2 separate regions of the Mus musculus genome follow, and region 1 is linked to region 2. Evidence: chromatin loops called from intact Hi-C (ENCODE). Cell type or tissue: left cerebral cortex. All regions are shown on one strand. Links, peaks and the distances in the headings refer to the core of each region. The heading gives the core; the rest is flanking DNA. Region 1 holds the start of A630072L19Rik (a long non-coding RNA gene). Region 2 overlaps Catsperb (cation channel sperm associated auxiliary subunit beta).

Region 1 (10,989 bases), core at 1,698-9,697, 670 kb before region 2:
TTTATGATCAGCTGTACCAGCTATGAATCTGGACATGGTGGCACACTCCCTTAATCCCATGATTCAGGAGGCTGAGGCAGGTGGATCTCTTTGAGTTCCAGGTCAGCCTGGTCTACACAGTGAGTTCTTGTCTAGCCAAAGCTACAAAGTGGATCTCAAAATTTCAAAACAAAGCAAAACAAAAACAAATGAATAAAAAACCATAGGTGCTGGATGCCTATTTCTACAAATGAACTCAAGTAAAAGGGGCCTTCCTTCCACCTGTGGGTAATAGTTTAGAAAAAGCGGATGAGGGCTGGTGAAATGGCTCAGCAGGTAAGAGCACCGACTGCTCTTCTGAAGGTCCTGAGTTCAAATCCCAGCAACCACATGGTGGCTCACAACCACCCGTAATGAAATCTGAAGTCAGTTACATTGTACCTATGTACAGTAATAAATAAAATCTTTAAAAAAAAAAAAAAGAAAAAGGAAAGGCTGATGAGGGGGGAAAAGATAGCTCAGTTGGTAAAATAATGGCCATGGAAGCCTGAGGACCCGAGTTTGATCTCTAGAAGCCACATAAAAAGCCAGGCATAGTAGGACGGCCTTTGTGACCTCAGTGGGGAAGAGACAGGCGGATCTGGGGGGTTCACTGGCCAGCCATCCTAGCCTAGTCAGGAAGGCATAGACCAGTGAGAGATGTTTTCTCAAATGACACTCAAGCTGACCTCTGGCTTCCACGTGTGCCTTCCCATACATGTGCACGTAGAGAGGTGGAGGGGTGGGGTGGGGGAGCGCACATGAGAGTAGGAAACCTCACATAGGCACAAAGCCACTGTCTACCGCCTCTGGAAATCTAGAACATTCCATAAAATAGTACGGTTCCATCTCTAACCTCTAAACCCTAATGGCTAGGGCCTGTTCTGTCCTGAGAGTGACAGGTGTATTGGGGGAGGAGAAGGCAGGGCATCAGGTGTCTGAGTAAGGACTGCATCCGCCCCTGGTGGACGCGCCGCCTGCCACAGCCCACAGCCCACTCACATGTACTGCTTCTGCTCCTCGTGGTACTGCTCCTTGCTCTCCATGTTCTGTTCCAGGAGCATCTGGTTCTGCTGACTCAGCAGCTGGATCTGGCTCAGCAGGTGATGATTCTCCTCCTCTAAGTTCCCCTTGAGCCGGGAGAGCAGCTGGAACACAGACCGACAGTGGCTCAGGCGCCACATGACCCACCACCCAGCCCTGTTCCCTACCTGGCAGCCCCAGGCGGTGTCGAGAGCACAGATCAGACACCAGGGCTGCGGTGCGAAACCAGACGTACAACAGACGCTAAAAACTTGGTATGAAAAGCGGGACCAGAAGGTTGTATGTGAAATGGTATTTTTGATCTACTAGCTAAATAAAGTGTTATTACAATTAATTTCACTAGGGCCAGGGAGGTGGCTCAGTGGTGGAAGTGACATCCCCAGCACGAGAAAGAAAAATTTATTAATCTCATTGAAAAAAAGAACTGTGTTGAAGGTGGCTACTACAAAGTGCTTAACTGCACAGGTAGCTTTCATATTTCAACTAAAAGCTCTGCTGCGAAAGAAAGAAAGAAAGAAAGAAAGAAAGAAAGAAAGAAAGAAAGAAAGAAAGAAAGAAAGAAAGAAAGAAAGAAAGAAAGTCTTTTATGCCCAAAGCCAGAGACTAGAAAGACCTTGGGCTCTCCAAGTCACCTCCGTCTTGTGCCTTTGTAGCATAAAAGCTGTGTTGGAGAACCCAAGAGTGGCTGTGTCCCAACAAAGCTTCACTCACACACTGACAAAAACTTCACGTAATTTTCACTAGCCACAAAGTATCGTTCATTTGAATTTTTAGTTCCAACTGTTAAAAATGTCGAGAGCTGTTCTTAGTCTGTGGGCTGAGTAGGCGCAGGTGGTAGGGAGGGCCTGGCCTGTGGGCTGAAGTTCACAGATTTTGTTTTAGGACAGCACTGTGGTGTGGTGGGAAGGCCCAGAGGCTTTGAAGGCAGAGACTGGGCTCCCATCCTACTCGCAGTGGGTCTCTCAGAAATCAAACTCTCTGTTCAACGGGAGCTATCTGAAATTCTATCTAAAGGAGGGCTTTGCTTCCCATAATGGTCATTTCTGACTCAGCTCTGCGTCACCAACCACTGGATCCCCCAGCCCCAGGATCCAAGCTGGACAGCTACCCTCAAACCCAGACCAGTTTGCCCATGTAGCTGTCTACTGAAAGAGGTTACCAAAGATGGTGCTACCATGTCCCGAAGGACCAATGGGAGACACTGCCAACCTCATGGGGCAAATATCAGACAAGGTGGCTTCTGAAATGTTCCTACCACAGGTGGCACTCTGATCTAACCTTGGCTTCAAGGACATCTCAAGTCTCTGAGAAGCTACCTGGGAGGAGGCTGGTCCCTCACAGTGTCTCACCTCACAGTGGTTGTCCATCTTGGTCAGAGAGATGTCCATGCTCTGGTGCTGCTCCTTAAGCTCGTCGAAGCGCACCTGCCAGCGGCTCAGCTCCAGCTGAGAGTTGTTGAGCGAGGTTTTCAACTCCTTGGTGTGGGCGTGCAGCTCTTCATACTCCCCTTTCAGCTGCTGGTGCAGGAAGCTGATCCTAGGGTTGGAAAGCCATGGGGCAGAGGGGCTAAAACGCACTCCAAAAGACGGAAAGGCCCGCGCTGTGGGTCCTGTCTCTGCTCTGACAGGTGCAGGCATGCAAAGTCAACCTGTGCATAATGTAAGAACACTGAGCAAAAATCGCTGCTTTTCTAACTGTGCTCTGGGGCTCTAGGACGACATCCCTGATGCCATACTGGTCTAGGTGGGGGGAGGAGGACAAGAACCAGGTTAAGACACTGAACACAAAAGGACATCGTGGACTGTGCCTCCCAGAGACGAGGAAGAATCTACTTGCTGTCCCCAGACTCTCTGTACAGAGGGATTATCTGAGGAGCTTTGCCTCCCGTAACAGCCAGCGTGACCCAGCTCTGTGTCACCAACCACTGGCTCATCCAGTCCCAGGAGCTAACCTAGGCAGCTACACTCGAACCCAGGCCGTTTTGCTCATGTCTACTGAAACGAAGAAGACATCTCAGCCTATTGTAAAAGACATGGCCTTTTACATTATAGTTTAGGCGTTCTGGTATAAGTGAAAGACAAAACAAAACAAACAAAAAGCTGTGCTAATAAAAGAAAAACAGAGAATTTTTTTTTTCTCTAAAATGCTGTGCCCAACAGTCCCACCCAGCCGTGATGCCCATGAACCACATCAGCCACCAGCACAGCCTGATAATCTTACAAGTGTAATAGTGGTGCGAGCACCTCGGTGGTAACCAATTGGAAACCTACCTAAATAATCAGGTCTGATGCACTCATAATTAATTACGCTTTTGTAAGAAAACATATGGAGTTAGTCACTGAAAAAAAAATAAAATAAAAAAAATGCTGTGCCCAACTCGGTGGGGCTTTCTAACTCCTGAGATTATAAAATGGGATGTGTAGGTAAGGGACTATGTAAACCTACAACAATACAATTATTGCCGTCCTAACTCTCATAATTCAGCTAGCTTTCCAAAAACTTGACTCTCAGGCTGGAGAGACGGCTCAGTAGTTAAGAGCACGTGCAGCTCTTGCACAGGGCCTGATTCCCACACCCCTGCAGGGACCTCACACTAACTATAAACTCCAGCTAGAGGAAGAGCTGCCATCTCTGCCTCCACGGGTAGCTGCACTCATGTGCACACACCCACGCACAGATACACACAATTATTAAAACACAGAAGTAAATCTTAAAAACCCCAGCTGCATATGAGGTACCTGGCCTCACAGAGTGGAAACAGGAATGACCTGATCCCAAGGTGGCCAAATTCTGTCCATTACAGGTCACAGTGTTTGTGACCGTCCAAATGCTCCGAATCACAGCCTGTGCACCCGAGGGGGCAGCATTTCCCTAAATGCTTGCCAGGGCCCCTTTGCTAGGATAAAGGAACACCAGGACGTGGAAGGAAGCAGTGTTTCCCCCAATCGGACTTGAAACAATACAAGGTCTGGACTCAGTTCTGGCTCTTGTTAACCAAAGGTTTCACCTTGAGTGTTACCTGATCTCTGAGCTACCAGATTTCCTCATCTCTACAACAGGAAGGGGCGGCAGCCAGCAGTCCAGATCTATTAAATTGCTGCAAACATGGAATTGGTGGACACTGAACTTTGCTCCTAGGGAGAACACCGGGCTCTCCTTGGTTTACAATGCAGTTTTGGGTGAGTGCCTGCTCCAAGGCGCTTTATGTAACAGCCTCGAGCCAGCCTCCAGGCAAGGGAAGCTTATCTGACACAGGTTTTTTTCTCTGCTATTCTGTATTCAGAGACACTGACTACACCAGAGCACTGTGCCCCAGGGCTGTTTTACACAGCAAGATAAGGACTCTACACTAAACACTAAAGACCTGCACGGACCAGATCCTGTTCGTAAGGGGAGGGATGTAACAAGGCAGCTGGATGAACCTGATGACACAAATATCCTGCGAGCTCTGCATGTCTACAAAAGATCCACAAATAGGAATGAGATTCTGGTTACAATGAAGCCCTAGTGAGTGGCTGCATCTGTTGACTAAGGAAGACCACAGTGGCTCCTGGGGGCTGGGCTCACATCCGAAGGGGACTATGCCTACCCAGATACATGACCCATCCCTTCCTTGGACTGGCTGAGTACCACCACCTAGCCCGCGCCAGCACAGCCCTCCACTCCTTCCCTAGCCAAAATCATGCAGTTCATAAGAACACGTGACCAGGAGTTCACCAGCCTCCACTAGTGGTTTTCAGAGAGGCCTGGTCTGGACGAGCTATTGATGTCACCCCCACTACTGCCAGGGCTGGGCGTGCCTGCCCCTGTGCTCACCTGTCCAGCTCTCCTCGAAGCCTCTGGTTCTCGCTCGTGGCAATGGCGTTGGTCTTCTGCTCCCGCTCAAGTGCCTCCCGCTCGGTGCTCAGTACTTTCTCCAGCTCCTCCAGCTCTGCCTTACGCTGCTGTAAGTCTCCGTGCCTAGTGGCGGAAGCATGGCCAGGCTTTATCTACCACAAGCAACTCACACTCCGGGAAACTGGAACATACCCTCTCAGAAAGAGGGGGGATTCCTCTGAAACCTTTTCTCTGGGGAGAGGTGAGAGGCTGGACGGCAGGGAAGCAAGAGAAATGTTGCCAGAGTGGGGTCGTCCATCACTGGCTCCCCCAGTGTCAGGTTCATCTTCTATTCCCTGTCATGGCCTGTCTCCTTTTGTAGGCCGCCCGAGAGCATTAGGGTTTTACTCTACACCTTTTAGAGACTTGTGCTACAAAGTGGCTCATTAAGAACCAGTAGATCTAAAGGAAACCACAGAATAAACAGCTAAATTCCGTGTATGAAGCAGCTAATCCCCCCTCACACCCTCCTGTATGGGAGCCCACATATCTGTTCCTGGCATTGGGAGTGGGTGGGTGAGACCTCCCTGCCATGATGAATTTTCTTTCTCACTCAATCCTTGCAGGTTGCACAGCTGCCACTGGGGGGCAGCATAGCACAAGGGTAGAAAAGTGACAAACCCTGACTGTCACCCTAGACTCTCCAAGTCAGTGAGAGGAGAGGCCTGAGGCAGGTTCCTCAATCATCCTGCTCAGAAATCTGCTCCCTCCCCCCTCCCCCACTTCTCTTCTGAGTTCATAGCAGTAGCACGGTTGGGGTCTCCAGTCTCTTCTCTAGTCCCACCCTCCACATCAGCTGCACCTGGATCATCTCACTGGAGCCCCAAGTAGGAAAGTCACTTAATGGCCAAAGTGCAGAGGTGGCCCCATCATGGTGGGGGATGAGATGAGAGAACCGTCGGGCTTCCACCTAAGTTAGTGATTGTGGGGGAATCATGGAGGTTGACAAATAAAGGCCACAGACTGACCAGCAGGGCTGCCTGCCTAATCCCTGCTCCCCGTGTGGCACTTCAGCAGGGCACACTCAGCCCACAGGCTTTTGGGGTCTGGCTTACTACCACTGAGCCTTTGACAAGACAGTAAGTTTATGGCAGGAGTCCAGTTAGGTAGCAGATGAGAACTCAGACTTTACTCAGTGCTGTGTGACAGACACTCACAGCCCAGTGCACAGACGGAAGGAGCCTCCAGCTATGTCCAGCCAAGGACACTAAGTAGCTGACAAGACAGGACTTTGGACCCTCAGTATGTGCGCTCAGGGATCTAGAACCCTCGGTGCATGGGCAGGAGCTCAGCCAACAGTGGGTGAATCAACGACACAGGAGCTCAGCCAACAGTGAGTGAATCAAGGACACACATCCCAGGACCTGGGATGCTATGGTGAAAAGTTAGCACATAGTATTTTTCAACATATGCAAAGTATACCTTTAAAAAAAAAAGAAAGAAAAGCACCTGGTGTGGATTAAAGGATGAAGGTAGTGTGGGCATCTGGGGGGGGCAGCTGAGGGCTCAGCTCCCTCCCTCCCTCTCTCGACCTTCCAACTGTGCTGAGATCAGAGGTGTGGGGTTACTCTGTGTTTTGTTGTACACGTTAAATACTTAACATAATGGGAGGATTTGGGTTGGTCCCCCCGCCCCGCCCCCTCCTTTAAGCAAGCATTCTAGCCTCAGACTTGGAAAAGGGATTCTGAAGTGTGGATAAACACAACCCTGCACAATGGTAGCCAGAATTTTCCCAAGGGTGTAGGTCAGACGGAGGAGGAAGGAGAAAGCATTCTTAGAGAATAGGTCTCCAAGTGTCTACACTGGGCCACCCAGAACCAGCGTGGGCCATGGCACTCCTTGGCCCCAGTGTCCCCTGCCACAATCCCCAGCTGGACAAACAAAAAGGAAGCAGAAGTTGCTAAAGGCTCTATTTCCTTCCCTTGAGAAAGCTCAGGTGCAAGCAACAATGCAGAGCAGCCTGCCAAGAGGAAATGTGGGGGAGAGACGAGATGCACTTGGCCCTTAGGAAAGTACCACAAGCTCTGTGACAGCCTAAGGGGCTCAACACAGCAGCTGCCTCCACCACAGGCCGTCTCCCCACACCAGCCTGCCTGTCCCCAGCCTCGGCCTCCCTTGCCTCCAGGCCCCCCCCCACCTCTCACCTCTCCCCCAGCTCCTTGTGCTCCAGCTCCAGGTTCCTGTGCAGCGTCTTCAGGCAGCTGTGCTGGCGGATGAGGGCCTCATACTCTGAGGACTGGCACTCGTACAGGGTGCCCAGGTGCTTGTGGTCCTGCAGCAGGGCTTCATAGACGGCTGCCAGCTGCTCCTGCTGCTGCTGCAGACCCTCGTGCTCGGCCTCCTTGGCAGCCTGCTGGCTCTGCAACACCGTGTACTGTGCACTGAGCGCTGCGTTCTGGGAACTCAGTGTGGAATTCTCCACCTGGAGGGAGAGCAGAGAGCCCTGCGAGTGATCAGGCCGAGGATGACCAGCAACAGCCAGCCTCAGAGGGACCTCAAGGCAGGCCAGCCGGGGACAGTGCTACCGGAACTTGAGGACTTGGCTTAGGAAGTGGGGCCAACATGGCAAAACGCTGGCTGCGAGAAGGATATCATCCTGAGCCAACTCCAGAAATCATGTCCTCCGTCTACGTGAGCCCCTTGCATGTCATTACTGATTATTTTTAAAGCCTATTTTCTTGAGTACCAGATAATACTGTCAACCAATTGATTTTTACATATTTATTTTTGTGCTGTTGGGGCCTGAACCAAGGACCTTGTGTACATGCTAAGCACTTTTATTAACGGGCCACATCTGACCACCTGAGTTTTTAAAGTATTCTAACACAACCCCAAGACATTAAAAACTGAACAGGGGCCAGAACTGCTCTTATATTAAAACCAGACAAAGACTTTTTCCAAAACAAAGTAACAAACCAACATCCTATTTTCTTATTTTAACAAAACAAACCCAACTTCTCTGCCAAGTAAGTTTCCTGTTTATTGTCTCTGCCCCATATGTAACTTTCCAACTTTTCCCAGAAATTACATTAATGAATAATTTTTCATTTCCCCATCACCTATAGACCACAGGATAAGCAGACTGAGGGGCTGGCCCTGCTGGCTGCTTCCAGCAGAGGGAAGCCAGGTCACAGCCTCATTTGCCCTCTATCAGCATAATACAGGTATACTGCACAGAAACTGTTCCACCAAGCTTAAAAAGAGACTGTATACATCTACGGTATACAGTAAGCCTCTTAGCAACCAGCCTGTCTCCAGGTCCCCCTGCCTGGCCTTGCAGCTCCCACGAGGCACCATTAGCGTCCTGCTACCTGCAGCTTCGCAGTCTGGGTCTGCAGCGTGGTGGTGTGCTCTTGCAGGAAGGCGCTCTGCTTCTGTAGGGTCAGGATCTGGCTGCTGAAGGACACGTTCTGAGTCTCCAAGTGCTGTAGTTGCTCCTTCAGCAGCTGCCTCTCGGCCTGAAGAGCTGCGTTCTAGGGGAGAAGCACGCGCCAGTTACACACAGCATGGTGAGCATAGGGCCTGGGGTTTTACTGAACCTTCAAGGGCAGAGGTAGCTGGGGGTCTTCAGGTACGGGAAGTTAATAGTTTCTGTCTTGGAAAAGGACAATGAATAGAATTTACAGAGACAATATAGGGACTACTGCCTGGGCCCTGGGGCATACAGGCACGAATGCCACTTACATGAGTCCCTTTGTTTCCTTTGGTGTGGAATACCCCAAAAGTACTTTTCTGTGAGCTGAAGCCACTCCCCCCACTGACTACAGAGCTCAAGCCCTCATCACTAGCTGTCCATATCCCTGAGACAGCGAGTGGAACAGGAAACTAACAAAGGCCGTATCTATTACGCCACTGATCAGGCTAAGAGGCAGGGCCCGGGCTGGTGCTACCCCTCATCAGCATGCCTTGGCGAAAGCCTCTAATGTTGTCTCAGCTCTCTTGTCCATTGAGAATCATCGGGATGGACTTCATGAAGTCACTGCTGTGAAACAAACAGAACTGGAGGACTTAGCATGCACTGGAGACCTTTTTCTGATAAGGGCCAAGAGTAAGTACTCTCAGGTCTGGTGGCCACATTATCTCTGTCCCAACGACGAAAGCTGCCCCTGCCCTGGCAGTGGGAAAGCAGCCAGAGCACGTGCAAATATAAAAGGTGCGGCTGCATGTCAATAAAGCTTTGCTTAGATACAGCTTGGGAGGAGAGGCTGGGATGCAGCTCTGGAAAACCCAACACGATGGGGATGAGGCTGGTGGATCTGCTCTGGGCGTGTCACAGCAGGTAGGCTTCAGCCCGGGAGACTGGGTGTGCTCCCCCTGGGCCAGGACAACTCAGCAGTGACAGTCTGCTATACTGGGACACCTGCAAACAGTGTGGTCACTTTGCGGGCAGCCCACTCACACTGCGCTCCAGCTCGATGGCCCGGTCCTTCACACGGAGTAGCTCCATGGTGGCCTCTTTATGGCTGGGCTCCCAGGCCTCCTTCTCTTGGTGACTGGTGACCTTGCCCGGAGGGCGCTTCAGTGCGTTCTGTGCCTTGTCTCCACCCTCTTGGGTCTGCCTCAGCTGCTCATGTTCTTTCTTTATCTGCAGGCCATGTTGAAAAGCAGACTCAGGTGGGAAGGAGCCGCGCAGGAACCCCAGGAGTGGGTAGGGAGGGACCCCTCACAGAGTCTCAGACACCCACCCACGCACCCCCCCCCCCCGAGGAGGGATGGGCCATGTGTTCCTCCCCCAAAAAAGGAAAGGTGGGGATGTGAACTCATGCCTGCCTCAGGCCCCACCTTAGTTACATGTCTACAGCTCTTATTGGTTGCCTGAGCCTCCAGTCTATGCCACACAATAGAGGCAAACCAGGCACAATCAGTCAGTCATACATCTCACAGAGGCCTTGCCAGCTCTGCCTCTGTCTGACTTCAGATCCCAAATAACTCTGTAACCAGGGCATGTGCCACATGTTCAAAAAAGGGAAACCATATACGAGTCCACCCATAGATGGAGACTGGGATGCACACAAAAGTGTGCGCGTGTGTAAACCACCTTATTGACATGCGTGGAAAGTGTGAGAAAAGCATGTCTATATGTATATAGCGTGTGCACATGTGTTCATGTTCTCAACATGTACTTGTATGTGCCTAAGAGCTGACATATATTCATGAAGGTCCTGTCTCATCCAAGGGGCCTGCGGAGCCTGCAGGTCTTTACTTGGTCCTCTCGACTTTCTTATGTGCCTGTTCTTGACCTGGAAGTGTGGGACTGCCCTGAGCCCACTCACTGTGTATCTGCTTCCTCCCCACTATGTATCTGGCTCGTGTGTGCCCCTATACCCTGAGGTTGGCACCCTCAGGATCCTACATCTCGTCATCTGTCCAAAGCACTGCTCTTGGTAGCTCTGGGGAGGGTATGACCTCAGCCTGGCCCTTACCATCTGCAGCTCAATCTGGAGTTGGCGACTCAAGCTCTCTTTCTCTTCCACCTGTGCCTCCAAAAACACAATCTTTTCTTCTTTCATAGCCAGTGTTGTTTTCAAGGCTGATTCGGTTTTGCCTTTTCTGACAACATAAAGAGACAATAATAGTACAGTCTTCATCCCCTTCACCTCTAATCCCATCTCCCTGTGGTCATCTTCCCACTAAGCTGGTTTTATCTGCCACCAGCAGAAGGTGTCCCAGGGACCCTGGGAGCCAAACCCATTGCCTAGACCCCTTACAGGGGGTGGGAGAAGAGGCTGTTTCTTCAGCTGACACATCTGTAACACCATCACACAAAATACTATGACTCCATGTTACAGCCACCTCTTAAAGAAGTGTTCTTTCACAAACACTTTACAGACAGGGAGACTCCATCTCAGAAAACCCCAGATCTCGGTCCAGGGTCACAAGACCAGGCGTGTGGCAGGCCTGCAGCCTTCCCACTGCAACAAACATGTCAAAGCAGGCATGTGAATCTTGTTGGCTACAAATCCAGAAAAGGGTTGCCAATACTAGATTTCTTTGAAAAGCCATGCTGTTCAAGGAAAGCAGAGCTGGGAAAAACTGCAAACATCGAATTAA
Region 2 (8,000 bases), core at 1-8,000:
TAACTCTGTGAAGAATTGAGTTGGAATTTGATGTGGATTTCATTGAATCTGTAGATTGCTTTTGGCAAGATGGCCATTTTGACTATATTAATCCTGCCAATTCATGAGCATGGGAGATCTTTCCATCTTCTGAGGTCTTTTTCTATTTCTTTCTTCAGAGACTTGAAGTTCTTATCATACACATCTTTCACTTGCTTAGTTAGAGCCACACCAACGTATTTTATATTATTTGTGACTATTATGAAGGGTATTGTTTCCCTAGTTTCTTTCTCAACCTGATTTTTTCCTTTGTGTAGAGAAAGGCTACTGATTTGTTTGAGTCAATTTTATATCCATCTACTGCACTGAAGATGTTTATCAGGTTTAGGAGTTCTCTCGTGGAATTTTTGGGGTCACTTATATATACTATCATATCATTTGCAAATAATGATATTTTGACTTCTTCCTTTCCAATTTGTATCCCTTTGATCTCCTTTTGTTGTCAAATTGCTCTGAACAGGATTTTAGTACTATGTTGGGCAGAGAGTGGGCAGCCCTGTGTAGTACCAGATTTTTGGGATTTCTTCAAGTTTCTCTCCATTTAGTTAGATGTTGACTACTGGTTTGCTGTATATTGCTTTTACTATGTTTAGGTATGGGCCTTGATTTCCTTATCTTTCCAAGACGTTTATCATGAATGGGTGTTGGATTTTTGTCAAATGCTTTCTCAGCATCTAATGAGATGATCATGTAGATTTTGTCTTTGAGTTTGTTTACATAGTGGATTATGTTGATGAATTTCCATATATTGAACCACACCTGCATCCCTGGAATGACGCCTACTTGATCATGATGGATGATAATTTTAATGTTTTCTTGTGTTCGGTTTGCAAGAATTTTATTCAGTATTTTTTTGCATTGATATACATAGGGGAAATTGGTCTGAAGTTCTCTTTCTTTGTTGGGTCTTAATGTGGTTTAGGTATCAGAGTAATTGTGGCTTCATAGAACGAATTTGGTAGAGTACCTTCGGTTTCTATTTTGTGGAATAGTTTGAGGAAAATTGGAATTAGATCTTCCTTGAAGGTCTGAGAACTCTGCACTAAACCCATCTGGTCCTGGGGCTTTTTTAGTTGGGAGACAATTAATGACTGTTTCTAATTCTTTAGGGGATATTGGACTGTTTAGATCATTAATCTGATCCTGATTTAAGTTTGGTACCTGGTATCTGTCTAGGAAGTTGTCCATTTCATCCAGGTTTTCCAGTTTTGTTGAGTATATAGCCTTTTGTAGTAGGATCTGATGATGGTTTAGATTTCCTCAAGATCTGTTGTTATGTCTCCTTTTTCATTTATGATATTTTTACTTAGGATACTGTCCCTGTGCCCTCTAGTTAGTCTGGCTAAGGGTTTATCTATCTTGTTGATTTTCTCAAACAACCAGCTCCTGCTTTGGTGATTCTTTGTATAGTTCTTTTTGTTTCCACTTGGTTGAGTTCAGCCACAAGTTTGATTATTTCCTGCCCTCTACTCCTCTTGGGTGAATTTCCTTCCTTTTGTCCTAGAGCTTCTAGGTGTACTATCAAGCTGTTAGTATATGTTCTCTCCATTTTATTTTTGGAGGCACTTAGAGCTATGAATTTTCCTCTTAGGTCTGCTTTCATTGTGTCCCATCAGTTTGGGTATGTTGTGGCTTCATTTTCATTCAACTCTAAAAAGTCTTTAATTTCTTTCTTTATTTCTTCCTTGACAAATGTATCATTGAGTAGAGTTTTGTACAGCTTCCACATGTATGTTGGCTTTCTACTATTTGTGTTGTTATTGAAGATCAGCCTTAGTCTGTGGTGATCTGATAGGATGCATGGGATTATTTCAATATTTTTGTATCTGTTGATGCTTTTCTGTGACTGATTATATGGCCAGTTTTAGAGAAGGTAACATGAGGGGCTGAGAAGAAGGTATATCCTTTTATTTTAGGATAAAGTATTCTATAGATAAATTCTGTTAAATCCATTTGTTCCATAACTTCTGTTACTTTCACTGTGTCTCTGTTTAGTTTCTATTTCCAGGATCTGTCCATTTCTGAAAGTAGGCTGTTGAAGTCTCCCACTATTATTGTGTGCAGTGCAATGTGTGCTTTGAGCTTTTCTAAAGTTTCTTTAATGAATGTGGATACTTTTGCATTTGGAGCATAGATGTTCATAATTGAGCATTCATCTTGGTACATTTTACCTTTAATGAGTATGCAGTTCCCCTCTGTGTCTTTTTTTTATTGCTTTAGGTTGAAAGTCGGTTTTATTCAATATTAGAATGGCTACTCCAGCTTGTTTCTTCAGACCATTTGCTTGGAAAATTGTTTTACAGCCTTTCACTCTGAGGTAGTGTCTGTCTTTGTCCCTGAGGTGGGTTTCCCATATGCAGCAAAAATGTCGGGTCCTATTCATGTATCCAGTCTGTTAGACTATGTCTTTTTATTGGGGAATTGAGTCCATTGATGTTGAATGATATTAAAGAAACGTGATTGTTATTTCCTGTTATTTTTGTTGTTAGAAGTGGAATTATGTTTCTGTAGCTATCTCCTTTAGGGTTTGTTGAAAGATTAGTTTCTCCTTTCTAGGGTGTAGTTTTCCTCCTTGTGTTGGTGTTTTCCATCTATTATCCTTTGTAGGGCTTGATTTATGGCAAGATATTGTGTAAATTTTGTTTTGTATAACATCTGTCTAGGATCTTCTGGCTTTCATAGCCTCTGGTGAGAAGTCTGGTGTAATTCTATAGGCCTGCCTTTATATGTTACTTGACCTTTTTCCCTTACTGCTTTTAATATTCTATCTTTATTTAGTGCATTTGTTGTTCTGATTATTATGTGTCAGGTGGAATTTCTTTTCTGGTCAAAACTATTAGGATTTCTTTAGGCTTCATGTATGTTCATGGGCATCTCTTTCTTTAGGTTAGGGATGTTTTCCTCTATAATTTTGTTGAAGATATTTACTGGCCCTTTAAGTTGAAAATCTTCATTCTCATATATACCTATTATCCTTAGGTTTGGTCTTTTCATTGTGTCCTGGATTTCCTGAATGCTTTGAGTTAGAATCTGTTTGCATTTTGCATACTTTGATTGTTGTGTCCATGTTTTCTGTGGAATCTTCTGCACCTGAGATTCTCTCTTCCTTGTATTCTGTTGGTGATTCTTGCATCTATGGCTCCTGATTTCTTTCCTGGAATTTCTATCTCCAGAGTTGTCTCCCTTTGTGATTTCTTTATTTGTTTCTACTATTTTTTAGATCTTGGATAGTTTTGTTCAACTCCTTGACCTGTTTGCTTGTGTATTCCTGTAATTCTTTAGGGGGTTTTAATGTTTCTTCTTTAAGGGCTTCTACCTGTTTACCTGTGTTCTCCTATAATTCTTTAAGGGCTTTTTGTGATTCATCTTTAAGGACTTCTACCTATTTAGCTGTGTTCTCCTGTATTTCTTTAAGGGACTTATTAATGTCCTTCTTAAAATCCTCTACCAGCATCATGTAATATGATTTTAAATCCGTATCTTGCTTTTCTGGTGCTTGGGGTATCCAGAACTCGCTGTGGTAGGAGTACTGGGTTCTGATGATGCCACGTATTCTTGGTTTCTGTTGGTAAGTTTCTTACATTTTCCTTTCACCATCTGGTAATCTCTGGTGTTAGATGATCTAGCTGTCTCTGGCTGAAACTTGTACCTCCTGTGAGTCTGTAAGCCTGTGTCAGCACTCCTGGGAGACCAGCTCTCTCCTGGCAAGACCAGTGCACAAAGGACTGGGGATCAGCTCCACCTCCTGGCTGAGGATGAAGGCTAGTAGTAGGACCTTGTCCCAGAAGCTCTGTTGCTTCTGTGGCCTGTGCTCTTCTGGGATAACCGGTCTTATGGAGACACAGAAGAGAAAATGGTGATCTCCCCTGAATCCTGAAGTCAGAGCACTCCCTGGAGGCAATCTCTCCTCTGACAGGGAAGTTACACAGAGGACTGAGGATCAGCTCCACCTCCTGGCTGAGGATGAAGGCCTATAGTAGGACCATGTCCCAGAAGCTCTCTCATTATGCTTTAATTCTGAGGTTAATATGAAGATAGACTATAACTTTAAAAATTGCAAAAATTTATATAGCAAATGATTTTATAAAGTTGATGACCGAATGTTAAAATATTATTTTCATATCAATTATACTCTTGTCACAATCTACTTAACAAAGTTTGATTACATTTCAGTGAAAATTATCTTCCAGAGTAGGTTTTTTTTTCTTCCCGGGGTCGGGGTGGGGGTAAATAACTTAACTAAAATTAGTTTGTATGGTGCATATTTCATGCAAATGAAGTGTGCCTGTGGTGTGATAATTTAAACATATTTAAACAAAAGGTGAATGCACAAAATTCCTGCTGCTCAGATCACTGCAGCTTTAGGACCCAGTTTCTTTTACTAATTTAAAAACAAAATGAAAAACATAATAAAGAAAGTTGTACCTGAAAAAAACAAACTAACTAAAAATTAGCTGATGTACTACATTTAGGTCTGTGATAGAAAAGAAATAAGCAAAACTTGAAACTGTGATCTAACTGCATCTCTGTGACTCTTTGCTAAAAATGCTTAGAAATATCCTCCATTAACTTTATGAAACCTATTTTAAGTACTAAAAGTCATTTTCACTTCCTTTCAAAATCCAAATTACATCATCACAGAGTCAGGTCTCTGAAATTACAGAAACTGAGTGGGAGAGAAAGTGAAGTGGTAAAATACATTATAGTACATTCAGCTGAAAGTGAAATATTTATGCAGAATGGTTGTATGGAAAAGACAAAACATTTATGAGGTGATGAATAATAACACATAGCCCTCTTCCTTTGCTTAATCTTTTGCAGATAAACTACAGACCTCCATCCCACATGGGAATTTCTATTCCACTCACAGATAATTTTTATCATGCAGACCCTAGCAAACCCATACCGAGAAATCAATTTCACAAGTCAAAGGTAAATAATTTGTCTATAAATGAACTTCTGCAGTGTTTGATTCATATTTGAACACCAGGGTCAAAAAGTGGGAGTGGGTGGGGAGGGGGTGGAGGGGAAGGGTATGGGGGACTTTTGGGATAGCATTGGAAATGTAAATGAGGAAAATACCTAATTAAAAAAAGAAATGTAAATAAAGAAAATGTCTAATAAGATTTAAAAAAAAATCACTGTCCTCATTTAGATAGGTTAGCTGATATGTGTACTTGCCATCAAGCCTGAATCTCAGGCTTGACCCCTAGGAAGTAGTACAAGGAAAGAATTGATTCCAGCTAGATTACTCTGGACTCTATCCACACACCATAACAAACTCACCACACATACACAGAGACACATGCAAATGCACTATACAGATGTACTCATGTGCACACACACAATCACTCCATGTATACATGCATACGTACAGACTTAACAGTTTTTAAGAGTATTTATACTGTAGATGGACACAGTTATAGGATGAGGTACTTAAGCTATTTTTCATATTTCTCAAGGAGTTCTGCTGCTCCTTTTTTAGCCACTGCATTGATAACTTCAGCTACTCACAGACACTATTTTGCAGCCAAGAAGTCTCAATGGACTCTCTCCTTGACTTCTTAGCTCCCAAATAAACCTCAAAGGAGACACATAGACAAAGAGCACTGTGTTTTCAAAGTAGAGAACTTACAACTGTCTCATGTCTTCAGCAACTCCTTGTACTAGCATAGACACATTTAAATTCCTGCTATATCATGCCTACAATATAGGCTGGCTCCTTAGAACTGGACAGCCACCTTTCTGGAGGTTAGAAGAGATTGGTGGAACAGAGGGAAATGTTAGTTTTCCTAGAAAAAGTTACTTGGTGTTGAATCGTTTTAAGCACTTTTGTTCAGAGACAGGGACCTTAAGTGTCATATGATTTATGAACTGTATGAAATTACATTGTTAAAGATGCGATTTACAACTATGTCAAAGATGAAGTCAAATTTAGCCTTGCTCAAAGTTTTATGAGGAGGCTTTTTAAAAAGCTTGTTGTACTTGTTGATTTATCTCCCTTATGTATTTCCTTTGGACTGATGTGCTGGGAACAACATTCCAGCATGCTAGAGACAAAGGCAAATGACTCTCTGTAAGATGTAAAGCCAAGGCCTTGACCAGTCTGGCTAGTCAAAGGAGAATTTCCTTTTGTAAATGAGATGTTAGGTGGTTTGTGCAGTTCATTGGTCAAGTTTCAGGGTGAGAATAGAGTGCTAATATAGTTAAACTCAAAGATCACACATCTTCTGGTCCTAAGCAAACAAAGCCCACTATTCCTATATTCTGCTGTAACAGGCCATGCAGAAAAATGATTATTGTCTCTGCTCTAAATCCAAGTTGTAGTTTGATTTTGTCAGATGTGTTGAAGTTCTAGACACTAAGCCAAACAGAAATCCATATCAGGATCTGGAATGAGAGACTTCCCCTTCTGCTTGCCCTGTCTTTTCATCATGCTTCAACATGACAGCCCTCCAGCTCACTCTAGCCTAGGCATGTTGGCCTCTTTTCTGTTTCTCTGATATGTTCCCAAGTCAGACTTTGCAGCTGCAAGACCACCCCTTCATCTTCTGTCATATGTCACACCCCACTGTGACCTTTGTCAGTATTTTGCTTTAATGCCCAGCTCAGAGTGAGGCCTTCCCTGACCAATCCCTGTATAATGATAGCCCTATCTCTACCATCCCTGACTCCCTATTCCTTCCTATATTCTCCAAACTATGTGTTACTGCTCTAACACTTCACTTGCTAGTTTTATTTTTGTGTCCTTCGGTCTTCCCAAGAAAGTAAGCTCATAAAGCAAGACTGATTTCTTGCTGGTTTGCTTTGTTTTTCCTGATACTAAAGGTTAAACCAAGGCCCACAACATTCTAGTCGAAAGTTTTTATTTGTTTTGACCTGTTCCTACAATATCCCATGTATTCCAGGCAGCATCTGACAAAGGACTGTTAAGAAATTGTTGAATGAGTATATTATGATAGCCCATATGTATGTAATCTCAGCAGTTGAGAATCCCAAGGTAGGAGCATCAGGAGTTTGAGGACAGCTTGTGTAACACAGTATGTCTGAGGCCTCAGATAGACACTGCTGAGAGAGAGAGAGAGAGAGAGAGAGAGAGAGAGAGAGAGAGAGAGAGAGAGAGAGAGAGAGAGATTACAAACTAATAATACATATTTCATTCATGTTCTTATACACATAAAATATTCCTAGATTACCACATTTCTTGCTGAATTAATCTAGGATTTAAGGGCAAGAAGTTCTGCTCTAAACAGTGAGTCACTAAGACACTGAGTTCTCCAACTACAATTTCTTTCAAAGATAAGAACCTGTCTTCTTACTATGCCAAGTTCCTCCATTGACATAAGTTGTTTTTGCTTAGATATCCTTACTTTACATTGATTCCCCCTGCTGCTTTATACCTTGGACCATCTGCCTCTAGACCATGCTCAGCCTCTGTCCTGAGCTATTGTTCCCGCCCGCAGGAACGCACACGGGACACAAGATCCTTTCGTAGCTAATCTTTATTACATGTTGATGAGAAAGACAAAGAAGGCTCAGAAACGTGTTGCTTAAGTACCCCCTGGTGTGACGTGTCTATACCCGACTGGCAGCTTCACCCACGATCTCCTACACCCCCCGGATGGGCTAGTGACTTGGCCGGCTTTTGCTCCTTGCACATGCGCACATAGCTTGTTCTTTGTTTAGGTGGCATAAGGCACTGTGGAGCCAGCACCATCTTATGATGGTAAATGTTATTGCGGCTCTCCACAAGCCTCATGGGTTGGGGATGGGGTGGCAGAGAATCAATGGCTTAGACTCCAGGAGCAGGCGAGAACTCCACAGCAAGTTCATGAGAATGCTTCCAAAATCTCCTTTATTAATTCTTCTGGATCACCCTTTATACCTTCAACCCATGTCCCATTGGTCCCAAGCAAGCATGTCTTCCAAATAGCAATTCTCAGTTGGCTGTCACTGTGTCA

The links. Hi-C counts contacts between places; a loop is a spot of excess contacts. Peaks named below come from ENCODE experiments on the same cell type or tissue, not always from the same donor. Only the 100,000 strongest peaks of a DNase experiment are listed, where the experiment ranks them.
Region 1: it touches region 2 in a loop (10-fold over the local background); 3 of 42 quality-filtered maps call a loop at or near these places.

Annotation. Positions count from the first base shown.
Region 1 is chr12:100,930,748-100,941,736 of GRCm38, forward strand. Ccdc88c (coiled-coil domain containing 88C) reads right to left here. Exons shown (of 30, transcript NM_026681.5): 17 at 10,362-10,488; 18 at 9,338-9,523; 19 at 8,250-8,411; 20 at 7,083-7,360; 21 at 4,879-5,022; 22 at 2,412-2,598; 23 at 1,021-1,166. It overlaps A630072L19Rik (a long non-coding RNA gene), which reads left to right and starts at 7,357. Exons shown (of 5, transcript XR_003950128.1): 1 at 7,357-7,904; 2 at 8,004-10,989. In left cerebral cortex, for the core only: a CTCF peak has its summit at 5,518 (motif pointing right); DNase peaks (open chromatin) are centred at 4,328, 4,545 and 5,517.
Region 2 is chr12:101,597,815-101,605,814 of GRCm38, forward strand. It overlaps Catsperb (cation channel sperm associated auxiliary subunit beta), which reads left to right. Exons shown (of 27, transcript NM_173023.2): 22 at 4,861-4,971. Among named protein-coding and RNA genes, the nearest start is that of Tc2n, 120 kb to the right of the region's middle. In left cerebral cortex, for the core only: no CTCF peak of the experiment used is centred there; no DNase peak of the experiment used is centred there.